Linked DNA regions of Homo sapiens: region 1 is linked to region 2. Evidence: read pairs that join two places in POLR2A ChIA-PET (ENCODE). Cell type or tissue: GM12878. All regions are shown on one strand. Links, peaks and the distances in the headings refer to the core of each region. The heading gives the core; the rest is flanking DNA.

Evidence for each region. Peaks named below come from ENCODE experiments on the same cell type or tissue, not always from the same donor. Only the 100,000 strongest peaks of a DNase experiment are listed, where the experiment ranks them.
Region 1: POLR2A ChIA-PET joins it to region 2 with 12 read pairs; 5 of 35 experiments call an interaction of 5 or more read pairs at or near these places.

The regions. Positions count from the first base shown.
Region 1 is chr16:67,709,859-67,714,961 of GRCh38, forward strand. The region is part of intron 1 of GFOD2 (Gfo/Idh/MocA-like oxidoreductase domain containing 2); the gene reads right to left. Among named protein-coding and RNA genes, the nearest start is that of GFOD2, 6.9 kb to the right of the region's middle. RefSeq lists enhancers at 1-250, 251-1,028. In GM12878, for the core only: no CTCF peak of the experiment used is centred there; no DNase peak of the experiment used is centred there.
Region 2 is chr16:67,980,634-67,988,896 of GRCh38, forward strand. It overlaps DPEP2 (dipeptidase 2), which reads right to left. Exons shown (of 11, transcript NM_022355.4): 10 at 7,219-7,354; 11 at 6,761-7,127. The coding sequence ends at 6,873. Among named protein-coding and RNA genes, the nearest start is that of DPEP3, 4.3 kb to the left of the region's middle. RefSeq lists silencers at 4,071-4,170, 4,293-4,587. In GM12878, for the core only: no CTCF peak of the experiment used is centred there; a DNase peak (open chromatin) is centred at 4,418; H3K4me3 peaks cover 550 bases; H3K27ac peaks cover 1,482 bases.

The DNA.
Region 1 (5,103 bases), core at 1-2,500, 270 kb before region 2:
CTCAAGTGATCCGCCCGTCTCAGCCTCCCAAAGTGTTGGGATTACGGGCGTGAGCCACCGTGCCCAGCCAAATTAGCCTTATGTTTATCTATTTTTTATTTTTTGGGGACAGAGTGTCACTCTGTCACCCAGGCTGGAGTGCAGTGGTGCACTCTTGGCTCACCACAACCTCTGTTTCCTGGGTGCAAATGATTCTCCTGCCTCAGCCTCCCGAGTACCTGGGATACAACTGTGAGCCACGACACCCAGCTAATTTTTTTTGTATTTTTATTTATTATTTTTTTAGAGACAGGGTCTTGCTCTGTTGGTCAGGCCGGAGTGCAGTGGGGCGATCATAGCTTACTGTAGCCTCGAACTCCTGGGCTCAAATGATCCTCCTGCCTAGGCCTCCCAAAGTGCTGGGATTATAGGCATGAGCCACCACGCCAGCCCTGTATTTTTAGTAGAAACCGGGTTTCACCATGTTGGCCGGGCTGGTCTCAAACTCCTCACCTCAAGTGATCTGCCCGCCTTGGCCTCCCAAAGTTAGCCTTTGTTTTTTGAGACGAAGTGGAGAAGTGCAGTGGTGCGATCTCAGCTCACCGCAAGCTCCGCCTCCCGGGTTCACGCCATTCTCCTGCCTCAGCCTCCCGAGTAGCTGGACTACAGGCGCCTGCTACCATGCCCGGCTAATTTTTTGTTTTTTAGTAGAGACGGGGTTTCACCGTGTTAGCCAGGATGGTCTCGATCTCCTGACCTCGTGATCCACCCACCTCAGCCTCCCAAAGTGCTGGGATTACAGGCATAAGCCACCGCGCCCGGCCAGTTAGCCTTATTTTTAAAAGTGTTCAATGACAGATTTATAATGCACTTTGAGTTCCACGTGAGAAAGGTTTCACACTCTGAGGCTCAATTACGATAAAAACACTGACATTGTGAGTCATTTTCTATCCACTGACCCCTACCCTGCTCCTTGACTATCAATCCCCACTTGCTGTGCTCTATTCAGAGTTGAGCTCAGTCTCTCTCCCCAACTGCAAGACTCATTGCAGAGGTACCTATACCTGCCGCCATGGTCCTGAATAAAGTCTTCATCACCATGAAAAAAACCCAAACATTGACATTGGTTGTGCAGTAAAAGGCACAGCAGCCCAATGTCATTAAAAACCCAATTTGTGATTAACAGACACTCCCCTTCCCCAGAGCAGTAACCAGACCCAAAAGCATTTCTTCAGAATGAAGACTCCAAAAGAGGTAGGAAGGAAAAGTACAATGTTCAGAACTTCAAACTGCAATTATGCAACTCTCTCATGATGCTCTGTGTTCAGGCATCATGGCTGAAAACCCTGGATTATTGGTTGTAAATCATACTACAAATAACCAAGCTTCAGCTATCTCATCTTTGTCAAATACAATTAAATCCAGTGGTCAATTCTCACCTTCATCCCACTTTGACCTATCAGCAGCATCTGACATGGCAGGTTCCAACCTCCTTGAAACACTCTTCACCCGACTTCCACAACACAAATTTCTTCTGATTTTCCTCTTACCTCTCTGACCACTTCTCGGTTCCTTCTGCTCATTTCTCCTGATGGTGACTGTAGTAACCATGGCTCAGTCCCCAGTCTATTTCTCTTTTCTATCTATACTCACTCCCTTGGTGGTTCCATTCAGTGTCATGGCTTTTAAATGTTATCTATTCCCTGATGACTCCCAAAGTTATCAGCCAGGTCCTCTTTAAGCTCCAGACGGGTGCAAACAACCGCCTATTAACATCTCTACTTGGATGTTTAATAGGCATCTCACACTTAAAATGTCCAGAACTAAACTCCTGATGTTTCTCCCCACCAAACATACTCTTCCCACAATGCCTTCATCTCAGAAACTGGTAACACAAACTTTTCAAATGCTCAAGTTAAAACCTTGGAGTTATCCTTGAGTCTTCTTTTTCTCTCACACTTCACATCTGATCCATTAACAAGTCTTGCTGGCTCTCTACCTTCAAAATATACCCTGCATCCAAGAACCTCTATTGTGCAGACATCCACGTGGCTTTCTCTCTCTCTCTCACGTTTCCTTCAGGTCTCTACTTCCATGTTGGCTTTTCAGAAACAGGTGTATTCTTCCATTGTTTGTCTCTCCCCACCATCCCTGCTAGAATGTATCCTCCTTGAAGACAACAAATTTTTTGTCTGTTTTGTTCATTGCTATATCCCTAGTGCCTAAAACAAGGTCTGACATGTAGTTGGTGCTAAATATTTGCTGAAAGAATGAAAGATTTCAGACCTAGTTCCTGCACAGTCAATAAACTAAGACATATATACTGAGCCCATCAAAACCATACTATAGAAAACCATATATACTGAGCTCACCAAAACCATCAGTAGGCTCTTGCAATGTTTAAAAATGTAATAAAGAGCTCCCTCTCCCTCTCCCTCTCCCCCTCCCCCTCCCCCTCCCCCTCTCCCTCTCCCTCCACGGTCTCCCTCTGATGCCGAGCCAAGGCTGGACGGTACTGCTGCCATCTCGGCTCACTGCAACCTCCCTGCCTGATTCTCCTGCCTCAGCCTGCCGAGTGCCTGCGATTGCAGGCGCGCACCGCCACGCCTGACTGGTTTTCGTTTTTTTTTTGGTGGAGACGGGGTTTCGCTGTGTTGGCCGGGCTGGTCTCCAGCTCCTAGCCGCGAGTGATCCGCCAGCCTCGGCCTCCCGAGGTGCCGGGATTGCAGATGGAGTCTCGTTCACTCAGTGCTCAATGGTGCCCAGGCTGGAGTGCAGTGGCGTGATCTCGGCTCGCTGCAACCACCTCCCAGCCGCCTGCCTTGGCCTCCCGGAGAGCCGAGATTGCAGCCTCTGCCCGGCCGCCACCCCGTCTGGGAAGTGAGGAGCGTCTCTGCTTGGCCACCCATCGTCTGGGATGTGAGGAGCCCCTCTGCCTGGCTGCCCAGTCTGGAAAGTGAGGAGCGTCTCTGCCCGGCCGCCATCCCATCTGGGAAGCGAGGAGCGCCTCTTCCCCGCCGCCATCCCATCTAGGAAGTGAGGAGCGTCTCTGCCCGGCCGCCCATCGTCTGAGATGTGGGGAGCACCTCTGCCCCGCCGCCCTGTCTGGGATGTGAGGAGCGCCTCTGCTGGGCGCTCAAGTTCAAGTGATTTTCCTGCCTCAGCCTCCTGAGTAGCTGGGACTACAGGCATGCACCACCACACCCAGCTAATTTTTTTTATTTTTTATAGAGACAGGGTTTCGCCATCTTGGTCAGGCTGGTCTTGAACTCCTGGCCTCAAGTGATCCGCCCACCTCGGCCTCCGAAAGTACTGGGATTACAGGCGTGAGCCGCCACACTGGCCAGACATAAGCATCTTTCATGTTATCATAAATAGTTTTATGGGTTACATAACAGGTATGTCATTGTGAAAGTGGAAAGACAAATTCAAATTGTTTTTCCTCTGCTTTCACACCACAATAATCAACACAGAAGACCAAATGTGTGGGGGTTTCTCCCCACACACCAAGCAAGCAAGCAATTCTGCAGTCAACACCTGCTGGTGTCCTTCAATTCAATTCTGACGATATCTACCTGGAGAATCGCATCAGATCCCCCAGGTAGAGGGCTCAGTCCCACAGACTTCCCCTTCCCGACTTCCAATGCCATCAAAAGCCCCAGGTTGTTTCAACTGTGCCTCTGCCTGATGGGCTACAGACTGGAGATCCTATGACTCCCTCCTTCAGATCAACTAATTTGCTAGAGCAGCTCACAGAACTCTGGGAAACACTTACTTATATTTACTGGTTTATTATAAAGAATATTACAAAGGATAGAGATGAAGAAGGTGCATAGGGCAAGGTATGGGGGAAGGGGCTTGGAGCTTTCATGCCCTCCCTGTGTTTATGGAGGCTTCATTAACTAGGCATGATTGATTAAACCACTGGCCATTGACGATCAACTTAACCTTCAGTCCCACTCTCCTCCCCAGAGGTTGCAGAGTGGGGCTGAAAGTCACAACCCTCTAATCATGCTTTGATGTTTCCTATGACCAGTCCCCAGCCTGAAACTACCCAGGAGCTGCCAGCCACCAGTTAACTCATTAGCATACAAAAAACCATCACTCAGGAGATTCCAGGGATTTGGTTGGTGCAAAAGCAACTGCGGTTTTTGCCATTACTTTGCGGCAAAATCTGCAATTGCTTTTGCACCAACCTATTGAAATTGCATGCCAGGAAACAGAGACAGAAGACCAAATATGTATTTCACAATATCACAGCCACTGACCGTATGAACTAGCTTTTCATTCTCTAGTGTTACACATTTATGACATTTTCATTTTGCTTCCTGTTATACAGGTTAAGAAATTATGGTCCAGAGGCCAGGCAGGGTCACTCCCAACTGTAATCCCAGCACTTTGGGAGGCTGAGGTGAGCCGATCACTGAGGCCAGGAGTTCAAGACCAGCCTGGCCAACATGACGAAACCCCATCTCTACTAAAAATACAAAAATTAGCCAGGCATGAAGGCGCACACCTGTAATCCCAGCTACTCGGGAGGCTGAGGCACAAGAATCGCTTGAACCCAGAAGTGGACATTGCAGTGAGCCGGGATTGTGCCACTACACTCCAGCCTGGGAGATAGAAACACTGTCTCAAAAAAAAAAAAAAAAAAAAATTACGATCCAGAAATTACACGATTTGCCTAAGGTTATCATCCTAAGTAAAATACAATTATGAAAGTAAATAATAAAGATTTTGAGGTTATAAAGTGATACAGTAAAATCTCAAAGCCAAGTAGAAGTGTTTTGGGTTCTATTTTGGGGTTATCTATTCTCATGAGAAATTGAGAGCTGACAATTTGAGAGTAGCACAGTTATCCCAGGCCAGAAAGGAAGACCACACTAAGTACTCAGTTCCCATTTTTCACAGTCTTCATTCCAAATCCTTGATTATAGAGGACTGATAGAAATCTTTACAGAAGCTCTTGGGAATGACTTAGAAAGGTGGCAGAGAGAGTGAGCTATGTTCCCACGAATTTCAGGACTATCCAGGGTCCCAAAGAGTATATACATTTTATCACTGGCTACCTTGAGAAATGACAGTACCTTGGACAAAAACACTACTTGCAATTCCTTTCTAAGA
Region 2 (8,263 bases), core at 3,387-5,886:
CCCCACACGAGTGGGGGAGGAGGCCAGGCAGGGAACTAGTAGGGGCCCAGGGATCTTCCTGATCTCACCTCCTACCCAGGCCCACGTGGCGGTTAGCTGCCGGCTTGTGCCCAGCTCCTAGGCAGGTCAAATATTCTAAGCTGCGACTCAGAAGAGTTAATTCGGTCTGTCTGGTTTGATGGACAGAAAGATTCCCTATAGGTATTTCATTTCATTTCATTTCATTTCATTTCATTTCATTATTTCATTTCATCTCATTTCAGTTTTGAGACGGAGTTTGGGTCTTGTTGCCCAGGCTGGAGTGCAATGATGCAGTCTCGGCTCACTGCAACCTCCACGTCCCGGGTTCAAGCCATTTTCCTGCCTCAGCCTCCCGAGTAGCTGGGATTACAGGTGCCCGCCACCATGCCCAGCTAATTTTTGTATTTTCAGTAGAGATGGGGTTTTACCATGTTGGCCAGGCTGGCCTTGAACTCCTGACCTCAAGTGATCCTCCTGCCTCGACCTCCCAAAGTGCTGGGATTACAGGCGTGAGCCACCGTGCCCGGCCCCGAAAATGAAATTTAAGAACAATTTTTGTTGGGGATCATTATTTTAGCTTTTTTTCCTTCTCCAAGAGACAGAGTATCTGTCACCCAGGCTGGAGTTGCAGTGGGGTGATCATAGCTTGCTGCAGCCTTGATCATAGCTTGCTGCAGCCTTGAACTTCTGAGCTCAAGCGATCCTCCTTCCTCCACCTCCCAAGTAGCTGAGACTATAGGTGCAGTGCCACCATGCATGGCTAATTGTTATTTTTTATTTTATTAAAACAAATTTTTTTTTGAGACAGGGTCTCACTGGAGTGCAGTGGCACCATCTCAGCTCACTGTAGCCTCGACCTCCCAGGTAAAAGTGATCCTCCTGCTTCAGCTCCCTAAGTAGCTGGGAGGGACTACAGGCATGCACCACCATGCCCAGCTAATTTTTGTATATTTGCATTTTTTTTTAGAGACAGGGTTTTACCATGTTGCCCAGACTGGTCTTGAACTCCTGAGCTCAAGCGATCTGCCCACCTAGGTCTCCCAAAGTGCTAGGATTACAGGCATGAGCCACCACGTCCGGCCTTATTTCTTTTTTAGAGACGTGGTTTTTTTTTTGAGACGGAGTCTCACTGTGCCACCCAGGCTGGAGTGCAGTGGCTCCATCTCTGCTCACTGCAAGCTCCGCCTCCCGGGTTCATGCCAGTCTCCTGCCTCAGCCTCCCGAGTAGCTGGGACTACAGGCGCCCACCACCATGCCCAGCTAATTTTTTGTATTTTTAGTAGAGACCGGGTTTCACCGTGTTAGCCAGGATGGTCTTGATCTCCTGACCTCGTGATCCGCCCACCTTGGCCTCCCAAAGTTCCGGGATTACAGGCGTGAGCCACCGCACCGGGCCGAATATTTTTTTCTATATATATGTTAGTATACAGACACAAAAATGAGAGGTGACAGCGTGCTGGCAGCCCTCACAGCCCTCGCTCCCTCTCGGCACCTCCTCGGCCTTGGCGCCCACTCTGGCCGCGTTTGAGGAGCCCTTCAGCCCGTCGCTGCACTGTGGGAGCCCCTTTCTGGGCTGGACAAGGCTGGAGCCGGCTCCCTCAGCTTGCGGGTAGGTGTGGAGAGAGAGGCGTGGGCGGGAACCGTGGCTGCAGGCTGCGCTTGCGGGCCAGCTCGAGTTCCGGGTGGGCGTGGGCTTGGCAAGCCCCGCACTCGGAGCGGCCAGCCGGCCCGGGCAGTGAGGAGCTTAGCACCTGGGCCAGCAGCTGCTGTGCTCGACTTCTCGCTGGGCCTTAGCTGCCTCCCCGCCGGGCAGGGCTCGGGACCTGCAGCCCTCCATGCCTGAGCCTCCACCCCCGCCGTGCGCTCCTGTGCAGCCCAAGCCTCCCCGACGAGCGCCAACCCCTGTTCCACGGCGCCCAGTCCCATCGACTGCCCAAGGGCTGAGGAGTGCGGGCACACGGCGCCGGACTGGCAGGCAGCTCCACCTGCGGCCCCGGTGCAGCATCCACTGGGTGAAGCCAGCTGGGCTCCTGAGTCTGGTGGGGACTTGGAGAATCTTTATGTCTAGCTAAGGGATTGTAAATACACCAATCAGCACTCTGTATGTAGCTCAAGGTTTGTAAACACACCAATCAGCACCCTGTGTCTAGCTCCGGGGTTGTGAATGCACCAATCGACACTCTGTATCTAGCTAATCTAGTGGGGACGTGGAGAACTTTTGTGTCTAGCTCAGGGATTGTAAACGCACCAGTCAGCACCCTGTCAAAACGGGCCCATCAGCTCTCTGTAAAACAGACCAATCAGCTCTCTGTAAAATGGACCAATCAGCAGGATGTGGGTGGGGCCAGATAAGACAATAAAAGCAGGCTGCCCGCTCTTTCAGTAGCAACTTGCTGGGGTTCTCTTCCAGGCAGTGGGAGGTTTGTTCTTTTGCTGTTTGCAATGGCTGTTGCTGCTATTCCGTTTTTGGATCCATACTGTATGAGCTGTAATACTCACTGCGAAGGTCTGCAGCTTCACTCCCGAAGCCAGCGAGGCCATGAACCCACGGAGAGGAACGAAGAACTCCGGACTCGGCGCCTTGAGACCTGTGACACCACGAAGGTCTTCAGCTTCACTTCTGAGCCTGCGAGACCGCGAACCCACCAGAAGGAAGAAACTCCGAACACATCCAACCATCAGAAGGAACAAATTCCGGACACGCCACCTTTAAGAACTGTAACACTCACCGCGAGGGTCTGTGGCTTCATTCTTGAAGTCAGTGAGACCAAGAACCCACCAATTCCGGACACAAAAAGACCCCAGAAGAGTCTACACATCAAATGTTAGTTAGCAGTTATCCTCTCGGGAAGAGATCTACCTGCACCCTGATCAGTTTGCATCTCATTTCTTTATTATGGTGATACTGGCTAAGGGAAATCATGGGTAGTGCTGGTGAGGGCTAATCAGGGTCATGGGGGTTGGGGGAGGCACCACAGCAGTAGCTGAACCTTGCTTCAAAGGTCTGGATCGGGCATGGAGGAGTGGAGAGGGGATCCAGGGTTGGCTAACAGCCCAGCAGAGGTCTAGTTTGGGCATTACAACAACTGTTGTGGAGGAGGCACAGGTGGATTCTCTAAGGCATGGAGTTGAGGGACAAGATCAGACTAGGTCTCTTGGTCCTGAGAGCATGAGGGGGCTTGGTCTGACACGTTATTTCACCTGGGGCAGAAATCCTCCTTAAAGACAATACAAGGCTAGCTTCCAGCAGCTCCTCGTCATTTCCTGTTGAAAAAATCCTGGTGCAGGGGAAATAGATCTCAAAACTGCATCTGGGGCCGGATGCGGTGGCTTACCCCTATAATCCTAACACTTTGGGAGGCTGAGGCGGGCAGGTTGCTTGAGTCTAGGAGTTTGAGACAAGCTTGGCCAACACAGTGAAACCCCATCTCTACTAAAAATACAAAAATTAGCTGGGCAGGGTGGTGTGTGCCTGTAATCCCAGCTACTGAAGAGGCTGAGGCAGGAGAATCACTTGAACCTCGGAGGCGGAGGTTGCAGTGAGCCGAGTGCATTGCACTCCAGCCTGGGCAACAGAGCAAGACTCCGTCTCAAAACAAACAAAAACTGCATCTGGGTCAGCGCAGTGGCTCATGTCTGTAATCCCAGCACTTTGGGAAGCCAAGGCAAGCAGATTGCTTGAGTCCAGGAGTTTGAGACCAGCCTAGGCAACATGGTGAAATCCTGTCTTTACTAAAAATACAAAGTATTAGCCAGGCGTGGTGGTGCGCACCGGAGGTCCCAGCTACTCCAGAGGCTGAGGTAGGAGAATCACTTGAGGCCAGGAAGTTGAGGCTGCAGTGAGCTGAGATCGTGTCACTGCACTCCAGCCTGGGCAATGGGAGTGAGACCCTGTCAAAAAAAAAAAAAAAACAACGCTGGGGATGGTGGCTCACGCCTGTATTCCCAGCACTTTGGGAGGCCAAGTTGGGTGGATCGCCCGAGGTCAGGAGTTCGAGAGCAGCCTGGCCAACATAGTGAAACCCCGTCTGTACTAAAAATACAAAAAAAATTAGCTGGTCCTGGTGGCAGGTGCCTGTAATCCCAGCTACTCGGGAGGCTGAGGCAGGAGAATCACTTGAACCTGGGAGGCAGAGGTTCTAGTGAGCTGAGATCGCGCCACTGCACTCCAGCCTGGGCAACAAGAGGAAATTCCGTCTCAAAACAAAACAAAAAAAACCCTGAATCTGGGTAGCATCTGAACTTCCTGGGCCAGTTGCTGCTGAGAAAGGCCAATGACACAGACCGAATCTAAATTATCTTCCCTCTGCGTCTGTGTCTGTCTCTTGTTTTTCCACCTGGGCTCCCTGATAAGTGGGCATCCCCTTCTGGGCACCTCAAGAAGGGCCTTGGCCTCTGGCGACCACTTCCCCTTGTTGGTTGCTGTCTGCTCCTCCTCATGCCTGGGGGTTAATGGCCAAGTGTGACCCAGCTGCTTCTAGCTTTGGTTCTCTCAGGAAGGGCAGAGAAAGGTCATGTTTATTTTGGTCTCCCATAAATCTCCCCGGCCTGCCCAGAAGGTCTTTATTTAAGTGACTTGGAACAACATGAAGAATGGCAACTTTGCTAATAGTTTAAGAAAAGTGCAGAAGCATTGCATGTGCACCTGTTTCCTATATTATTATTATTATTATTATTATTATTATTATCATTATTATTTTAGCTTAGTTTTGTTTTGTTGTTTTTGGGTTTGTTTTGTTTTGTGTTTTTTTTTTGTTTTGTGTGCTACTCTGTCACCCAGGCTGGAGTGCAGTGGCGTGATCTCGGCTCACTGCAACCTTTGCTTCCTGGGTTCAAGTGATTTTCCTGCCTCAGTCTCCCAAGTAGCTGGGACCACAGGCGCGTGACACCACAGCCGGCTAATGTTTTGCGTCTTTAGTAGAGATGGGGTTTCACCGTGCTAGCCAGGATGGTCTCGATCTTCTGACCTTGTGATCCGCCCGCCTCGGCCTCCCAAAGTGCTGGGATTACAGGTGTGAACCACCGCTCTCAGCCTATTATTTTAAATTGTTTTGCTGGGCATAGTGGCACACGCCTGTAATCCCAGCACTTTGGGAGGGCAAGGTGGGTGGATCACTTGAGTCTGGCAGTTTGAGACCAGCCTGGGCAACATGGTGAAACCTCGTATCTACAAAAAATACAAAAATTAGCTGGACATGGTGGTGCGCGCCTATGGTCCCAGCTACTCAGGAAACAGAGTGGGGAGGATCACTTGAGCCCAGGGGGTTGAGGCTGCAGTGAGGCATGATTGTGCCACTGCACTCCAGCGGTGACAGAGACCCTGTCTCAGGAAAAATAAAAAAAGTATTATTTTAATGGGCAGCCCCCAGAACTGGAAGAGGTTCAGAGGACTCCCTATTTCCTACATTAGACATGTGAAAAGGACAGGGCATGAAGTTACAATTAATTTTTTAAATGTTATCAAAATAATACATAAGCACAGTTTAAAATGTTTGCTTATGGTTGGCTAGGTAAATCAAAGTTACCCTACTCCATCTGGGCACAGTGGCTTACTCCTGTAATCCTAGCACTTTGGGAGGCCAAGGTGGGAGGATTGCTTTAGTCCAGGAGTTCGAGACCAGCCTGGGCAACATAGGGAGATCCCTGTCTCTATAAAAAAATTTAAAAATCCTCCTTCTAAGTGAAGTAATGAAAAAAAGAAAGCTGGCCGGATGCAGTGGCTCTAGCTTGTAATCCCAACACTTTGGGAGCCCGAGGCAGGTGGATCACAAGGTCAGGAGTTCGAGACCAGCCTGGCCAATATGGTGAAACTCCTTCTCTACTGAAAAAAGAAAAATCAGCTGGGCATGGTGGTGCATGCCTGTAGTCCCAGCTGTTCAGGACGCTGAGGCTGGAGAATCGCTTGAAATCGGGAGGCTGAGGTTGCAGTGAGCCGAGATCACGCCACTGCATTCCCGCCTGGGCGACGGAGCAAGACTCCATCTCAAAAAACAAAAAGCCAGGCCCGGTGGCTCACACCTATAATCCCCCAGCACTTTGGGAGGCCGAGGCTGGTGAATCACCTGAGGTCAGGAGTTCGAGAGCAGCCTTACCAACAAGGTGAAACCCCATCTCTACTAAAAATACAAAAATTAGCTGGGCATGGTGGCGGGCGCCTCTAGTCCCAGCTGCTCGGGAGGCTGAGACAGGAGAATTGCTTGAACCCGGGAGGCAGAGCTTGCAGTGAGCCGAGATTGTGCCACTGCACTCCAGCCTGGGTGACAGACCAAGACTCTGTCTCGAAGAAAAAAAAAATCCAGAAAGCTAAAATAAAAATAAATTAGCTGAGTGTGGTGGTGCACGCCTATAGTCCCAGCTACTTGAGAGGCTGAAGCAGAAGCTTCATTTGAGCCCAAGAGTTCAAAGCTGCAGTGAGCTATGATTGCGCCACTGTACTCCAGCCTGGGTGACAAAGTGAGACTCTGCCTCAAAAGTAAATAAATAAATAAATAAATAAATAAATAAATAAATAAAAAGAGATGAGCTACTCAGAGGGAACACGGAATAGGGTCCACCTCCTGCCACCGGATCCACCACTGTTTTCATCCAGTGCTGAGCCCAATCACCTGGGTCACCTCGGGCTCCTGTCAACAGTCTTTCCTTAAACAACTGGTGGCTGAAATGAAGGATCCCCCACCAACCACCAGCACTGGGAGACGATGCCACCAGTCCCCATTGCAGAGAAGGAAACTCAGGTCTGTTTCTATGTCCAAAACATTTATTTCAGGAAATATTTGTGCCTGCACAACAGGGGAACTTTGTGGGGTGTCTGTGGCTTGCTACAGTGACATCTGGCAGGACTAACTGGGTCATCAGAGCCACAGAATAAGGACTGGGAAGGTGGCCACAACTGCAAGGACTGGGGCCATGTGGGGGGAGGACTCTGAGACTGACCACTTGGCTGGTAACTTGGCTGTCCAGTGTATGGGAATCTCAGTGAGTTCCTGGCCTGAAGTCAGACTCTGTCTCTGACGCAGACGTGAGAGGTCGGAGTGGCAGGAACTGCTCAGCTGCTCATCCGGGAACTTGTCCTCCAAGGGGCTTTGCCATTTGTTTTCTTCCTGTACCTAGAGGTGGCAGTCGGTGCTCAGCTTCCACAGCTCTCCTTGATACACTTGCTCAGACCCCTCGGCTACTCTCTTGCCCAGCCCAGAGTACCTTTTCCACTTGTCTGAAGACCCGCAGCAGGTTTCCACGAAGGACACCCTGAAGCTCTTCCTCACTCCAGCCACGACTCAGCAACTCCTCTATCAGGACCGGGTATGTGGACACGTCTTCCAGCCCCTGAGGGAATCTGTGTGGCCACCAGCTAGTGGGTTTCAGACCTGATTCCCTGATCATGACTCAGAACCACAGTCCAGGGTCTATGAAACCCCAGCCCTGGTCAGGTATGGGAAGTGGAGACTTGGAGAGAGTAGGTAATTCTCCTCTGCTCTTTATCCTTCAGAAGGAGGCCTCAAAACCTCCTTGAATATTTATCAAAACTTATTGAATCATACTATTAAGATCTATGCCTTTTACTGAATGCAAATGATCCCCCCTACCAACCAGAGTTAAAAAGAAGAAAATGGCCAGGTATGGTGGCTCACACCTGTAATCCCAGCACTTTGGGAGGCCAAGGTGGGCGGATCACTTGAGGTCAGGAGTTTGAGACCAGCCTGGCCAACATGGTGAAACCCAATCTCTACTAAAAAGACAAAAAAGAAAGAAAGAAAGAAAGGAAAGAAAGGAAAGAAAGAAAGAAAGAAAGGAAAAATAAATTAGCTGGGCATCATGGCGCACACCTGTAATCCCAGCTACTTGGGAAGCTGAGGCAGGAGAATCGCTGGAACTCAGGAAGCAGAGGTTGCAGTGAGCCGAGATTGTGCCACTGCACTCCAGGCTGGGCAACAGAGTGAGCCTCTGTCTCAAAAAAAAAAAAAAGAAAAGAAAAAAAGAAGAAAAGGCCCAGTGAGGTGGCTTAGGCCTGTAATCCCACACTTTAGGAGGCCAAGGCAGGAGAATCACTTGAGTCCAGGAGTTCAAGACCAGCCTGGGCAACACGAGACCCCATCTCTGCCAAAAATAAAATTATCTGGGCATGATGACACATGCCTGTAGCCCCAGCTACTTGCAGGCTGAGATGGCAGGATTGCTTGAGCCCAGAAAGTCAAGGCTGCAGTGAGCCAAGATTGCGCCACTGCACCCCAGTCTGGCCAACAGA